Regions from separate parts of the Mus musculus genome. Here region 1 is linked to region 2. A link is a loop called in an ENCODE intact Hi-C map of the cell type or tissue named here. Cell type or tissue: heart. All regions are shown on one strand. Each heading gives the region's core, and the rest is flanking DNA. Links, peaks and the distances in the headings are about the cores only. Region 1 has its middle 2.9 kb from the start of Bhlhe23. Region 2 overlaps Gm30144 (a long non-coding RNA gene).

Region 1 (2,907 bases), core at 242-2,741, 210 kb after region 2:
CCTTTTCCAAGTACTTGTCCCTGGGCTGATGGTGGTATGGGTGGGAGTTGGCAGTCCTGAGGCTATGGATCACTTCAGGCAACAAGAGACAAGATCTACAAGAGGAATAATGGGGCCATTGGGATGCAAAGATGGAAAGGCACACAGTAGTAGCACAAGCCCCTGAAGCTGTTCAGGGGAGTCTGTCTCCTTGGATGACAGGGAGGTTGGCCTCCAGAATGACATCCCAAGAGAGTAGTTTTGAAGCTGCCCCTGTGGCAGCAACTGCATAGATTGGAAGGGGAGGACAGCATTGCACTTGTCTGCTCCAGTCCAGTAGAGCTTCCAGAGCCTGACCAAAGCAGTGTGGGAGGCTAGGAAGAGAGCGCTGTTTGCACGGATCCAGGTCTCAGCCTGTGGGTGGAGGACGGCTCCTGTGGCCATGCTGAATGGGAGGCTCTTGGGTGATGTGGAGTGGATATTGTTATGAGTGGGGTGTCAGCAGGGTGCACTAAACTCTAGGCCATGGCCATGGATGTGGTGGGTCTTCAAGCTTTGCTTTAACAATGACTGCTATTGATTTGCATTAAAGATACAACCTGGGTCTATGAGGGATAGACTCTGAGCTTTCTAAACTGCCCAGCCAGGAGAGTAGATGTCCTCCAGTTAGAAGACTAATGTTAGTTGTCTGACAGAATCTATAATCACCTGGGAGGTATAGCTGAGTATTTCTGTAGGAGACATCTTGGTCATGACGGTAGGCTGAGAAGGCAGGTCTACTGTGCCCTGGGGTGGGATCCTGGGCTGTTAAATGAAGAGAGTGATATAAGCATCAGTTGCTCTCCTATTCTGGCTGTGTGTATGATGTGGTCATCTGCTTCAAGCTCCCGCCACCTCGATTTTCTCACACGATGGACTCTACCTTGAACCATGAACTAAAACCCACCCTTCTGCAAGTTGCTTTCTGCCAGAGTGTTTATCACAGAGACGAAAAAGAAATGGAGACATCCAGTTAATTGAGAACATTCAGTTGCATCCATCACAGCTCTGAAGGGTTAGGTTGGGGACAGGCATGGTTGCCAGCCACCTGTTTGTAATAGGCAAGATGGCTGGGTGTGGTAGCACTTGCCTTTAAACCCAGCACTTGTGAAACAGATGCAGGTGGATCTCTAAGTTCAAGGCCAGCCTGGTCTCCACAGTGGGTTTCAGGACATTCAGAGATACATATGAGATCCTATCAAAACCAACAAACCAAACAAACTGCAAACCAACTTGCAATAGGCGAGCTGCAAGGAGAGGCAGAGTTTTGCAGTGCCACACTGCCACCTGTAGTGCCACACTGCCACCTGCTGGATGATAAGGAGATTGCACAAGCAACTTCTCAGGCTCTTTCCCAGATTGGTGGGCAATTGGAGAAACCCCAGGTTTACCATCACCCCTATCCAACGTTCCTTTGCTGGAGCTGGGCGCCGTAGGCATACCAGGGCTGAGTAGGACCACAGCTGAGAAGGCAGCGCTCTTGATGCCTCTCATCCACGAAGCATGGGAGGACATGATGCTCTGCACCAACCATTTGTACGTTCCCATTACAGATGTGGGTCCTCTCCGTAACACACATGGTCTTAGGATAACGCATGGGACTGGAGCCAGGACAGCCCCATCCTGACTCAGAGTGGGCGTGGTCTGGCTTTTTTTTGAGGTTAAAATGGACCTTAGATTTTGGATGAGACTCTTCCCCCACTGTTTGGATGTCAGGTAATGGTGGCCTCCTCTGGGTAATTCAGCCATCTCATATGAGGGAACCTGGTGACCCTTGCCTCATGCAGACTTCCCAAGTGCTTCTGGGTGGCACGAGTCCATGCCCTCAAATTCTTTCTGGGCATGGACTTTTCATTTCCCACGGGGGACTGTCTTAGGCTCTGTTCTATTGCTGTGAAGAGACACCATGACCACAGCAACTCTTTCAGAAGTTTAGTCTATTGCCATTATGACAGGAAGCAGGGAGGCACACAGGCAGAAATGGTGCTGGAAAAGTAGTGGAGAGTTCTATATCTGGATCTGCAAGCTGCAGGAAGAACACACAGGACCTGGTTTGGGCGTTTGAAGTCTCAAAGCTCATCCCCAGGACACGCTTCCTCCAACAAGGCCACACCCACTCCAACAAAGCCATGCCTCTTAATCTTTCTCAAGTAGTAGTAACACTCCCTGATGACTGAGCATTCAAATATATGAACCTATTCTTATTCAAACCACCACAGGGGCCATGGGGGAAAGTCTTGCCTTTGTGCCCTCTCTTCTTTTCTTTTCTTTTCTTTTCTTTTCTTTTCTTTTCTTTTCTTTTCTTTTCTTTTCTCTTCTCTTCTCTTCTCTTCTCTCCTCTCCTCTCCTCTCCTCTCCTCTCCTTTCCTCTTCTTCTTTTCTTTTCTTTTCTTTTCCCTTTCTTTCTTTCTTTCTTTCTTTCTTTCTTTCTTTCTTTCTTTCTTTCTTTCTTTCTTTCTTTTTTCCCCAGGATCTTTTTAGAAGCTCCACAAGGGACATGCTCCCATCTGCGCACCAGCTGCAGGAGAATTGACAAGACCTCATCCTTTCCCCTTTATTCTCCCTTCCCCCACAGGAGCATCTGCTAGCCTTTTCCAAGGTGATGAGGAAGTGTCCTGTGTATGTTTTATTTATGTTTTTAGGGTTGGCAAGATCGCTTCATAAGCCTGGTCACCAGAGTTCAATCCCTAGAACCTACATAAGAGAAGTGAGTCCTGAAAGTTGTCATCTGACCTCCATACAGGTGCTGTCTCTCTCTCTCTCTCTCTCTCTCTCACACACACTCACACACACACACACACACATGCTTACACAGCACACATGCTCACACACATATGCTCTCTCTCATACACATACCCATGCTCTCACATACACATGCTCACACATACA
Region 2 (2,907 bases), core at 298-2,797:
TTATAGGGATATTCAAATTTCAAACCCACGTTTATAACATATATGGAATCACATATCGCATACCTCTTGGGATCAAAGTCGATGTCCGAAATTCAGACCAAGGTGAAATGGATCTTTTTGGAAGACCTTATGGTGTCTCCAGAATCTTGACCAGACTAACACAGAACACAACGTCAACTTAAATTCACAATCAGTACCCCAGTGGGAAAAAAGACAGATTTCCTGTTTGGTAATCTTCTTGGATCAAATATACAAATGAAAGATATTTGGTCCTTTCTTGGATTAAATGAAAAAAGAATGGATCTGAGGAGATGGCTCAGTGATTAAGAGGACTTGTTCTGCTTGTAGAGAGAGGACCTGAGTTCAGTTCCCAACACCTACATCAGAAGGCTCACAACCACCTGTAATTATAACTCCCGAGGATCCTACATCGTCTTCTAGCCTCTACAGGGACCTACACATGTGCACACACATAAACTTCAGTTCTCCCCCTCCTACAAGCTTCCTACTTCTCTCCCCTGGAGAAGTGTGTTTGTCCTGAGAGGTCATTGTCCTGCCCTCCACCCTCTTCTCTGATTCCTGCCTGAGAATCAGAGAGCCTGGCTACAGGCTTGTGCTATAAACTCCCTCATCCTCAAAAGCATGTGACAAGAGACCTCCCTGCCATGAAAGCCTTGATCCCCTCTTTTCAGAACCCCTACTACACCATCTGTCTATGGGTGCCGAAGTCTTCTCAGAGCCTCTGCCATGCTGTTGTCTGTCAGTCTGTCCATATTGTTGATAACTCTTCTAATAAACTCCTTACCCCAACAATTCATCTCAGTGTCCTCTCAAACCCATGTTAAAGAACTCTAGTTAAGGCTAAGCCATGAATCCAAGCTGTCCCTGGGATAGAGCTTTATTCCTGACCCTCCAGACTAACAGAGGGCTAGAAATGGGAGGTGCTAGGGCCTGGAGGTGGTCTTCTGTTCCCAGAGAGCACAGGAACTCTGTCCAATGTAGTCACCCCACATGTGGTCTCCACAGGAAACATATGATTTCTCCTACCTAGAAAGCCACTGGCATCCAGGTGGGAACAGCTTTGATGGCCTGCAGGGTAAGAATTGGGCAGGAGTGGGCAGCAGCCTTTCTACCTACTACTAGCTAGAGTAAGGAGACAGGAGGCCAGGTAGTCTATTCTTCCTCCTGGGGTCCAGGTTTGCCCCATACTCACACTGGAGTTTCTGGTTCTGCTCTGAAAAAGCTCCCATAAGAAACAGTGAAGGAGACCCATGCTTGCCAGCCTTCCCCTACCCCCAGCCTGCTCAGTTTCAGGAAACTGGGATGTGTCAGCTGTCTGTTGAGATTTCATAAGCAATTGCAATGTGTCAAGCTTTGAAAGAAAACATCAAAAATACTTTTCATTTCCTCAGCCAAAGAGGAAAAGCACACACCCGAGGCAGAGAAGGAAGAGGCTCTATTCTCCACATCCACACTCCACAAGCTTGGGGATTTACAAAGTATGAGAGGGCCTCTTGCCCTGGACCTCGAAGCTGGCAAAAGTCCAAGCCGTAGGAAGGCAGCCAATTAGGTACAGCTAGCCAAGCAGGGAGACCTGGGACAGCCCAGCTCACTGCCAAGAACAAATGAAATCCCTGGGGTCTATCAATGACCCAGCTAGCCAGCCCATTTCTCCATCTCTACTGCAGCCCTGAGAGAACCTAGCCATACCAGCCTCAGTGACCAGAAACTTCAAGGAAAGAAAAGCCCCCTAAGGAGACTGGCCTTGAGTCCCTGGACAAGCCAGACCAAGACAGTGCCTTTCTTAAAGCTCACAGCGAGCGTTGCTCTCTAACAACCGTGTGACTGGAAGCTGTGAGAACTCTGTGGCTCTTGGAGGCAGCCCGACCACAGCAGGGACAGACGCAGTATCCAACAGGGATGTTTGGGCTCCATCAAACACATCTTTGCTCCAGTTACCAACACATAAATGAGCAGCCTGTGTCGCTGTGGACAAGTGAGAATGGCTCTCCTCTCTGAATCACCCAGGTCATTCAGGATTGTTCCTATATATACCCCATACCTCTGAGACCCAGATGATCTGTGGTTCTGAGAGCAGAGCTCTCAGCCCAGGAGGGAAGGAAGGGCTTATAAGGCTAGATGGAACTAGATGGATCAAGGACAAAAGGTCCCTCATTCTGAGATAGCACTAGCCTACACCCCTGGCCTAGAGCTTGTCTGTCTGTCCTCTCTCAGCCTGCTGTGCAGGGGTCACCACACAGACCTTAGGAAGATGAACTAATGAGGCACTTATCCCAGCGGGTGGCAGAGTATCTGCTCCAGGTCCACATAGGTCACCCCGATGAACCAAGAGAGTGTAAGAAGCTTGTGCACAGGGGCCGAACAGAACCGTGGCCTCTGCGCTGGGAGTCACAATCTCTGTACATAGTCGAGGGCAAAGGACTCTCAGGTAGGAACTACAGAGAGCTGAGCCAGGGATGTCTGCTCCCATGATCTGCGGTTATCAGAGCTCAGTTTGGAAGCTCCAACCACAGACAAGCCTACCACCAGCTCACAGCTCCTGGGCTCTCAGTATCTGCAATTCACATCCCATTTTTGCCGGACAGCATCTCTGTCCTATGAGCCAGTATGGAGCCGAGCAGGTAAGACTCAGGTCCATATCCTCCATAGGGTGTTTGGCACAGTGGTGACCCATAGCTCCCTTTTCTCCCCAGAAAGCCCTCAGTTTACTTGATAAATGATTCCTTTCTTCCTGAGAACCACTGGGCAAAGTGACAGTCTCCTTAGAGAGAGAATAGATTTACATCTGGGCCAACAGAACAGATTCCAAGACCTAGGGATGTGGTCCTCTCCAGCCCCATGGAGTCCCTGCCTTCAGCTTCAGTTCCGCACACTCCACAGCCCCAG

The links. A loop is a pair of places that touch in the nucleus more often than their neighbours do. Peaks named below come from ENCODE experiments on the same cell type or tissue, not always from the same donor. Only the 100,000 strongest peaks of a DNase experiment are listed, where the experiment ranks them.
Region 1: a loop joins it to region 2, with 5 times the contacts of the local background. A loop is called at or near these places in 10 of 42 quality-filtered maps.

The regions. Positions count from the first base shown.
Region 1 is chr2:180,778,345-180,781,251 of GRCm38, forward strand. No RefSeq gene overlaps it. Among named protein-coding and RNA genes, the nearest start is that of Bhlhe23, 2.9 kb to the left of the region's middle. In heart, for the core only: a CTCF peak has its summit at 1,338 (motif pointing left); a DNase peak (open chromatin) is centred at 1,307; H3K27me3 peaks cover 2,243 bases.
Region 2 is chr2:180,567,893-180,570,799 of GRCm38, forward strand. All of the region lies in intron 3 of Gm30144 (a long non-coding RNA gene), which reads right to left. Among named protein-coding and RNA genes, the nearest start is that of Mrgbp, 12 kb to the right of the region's middle. In heart, for the core only: no CTCF peak of the experiment used is centred there; a DNase peak (open chromatin) is centred at 1,559.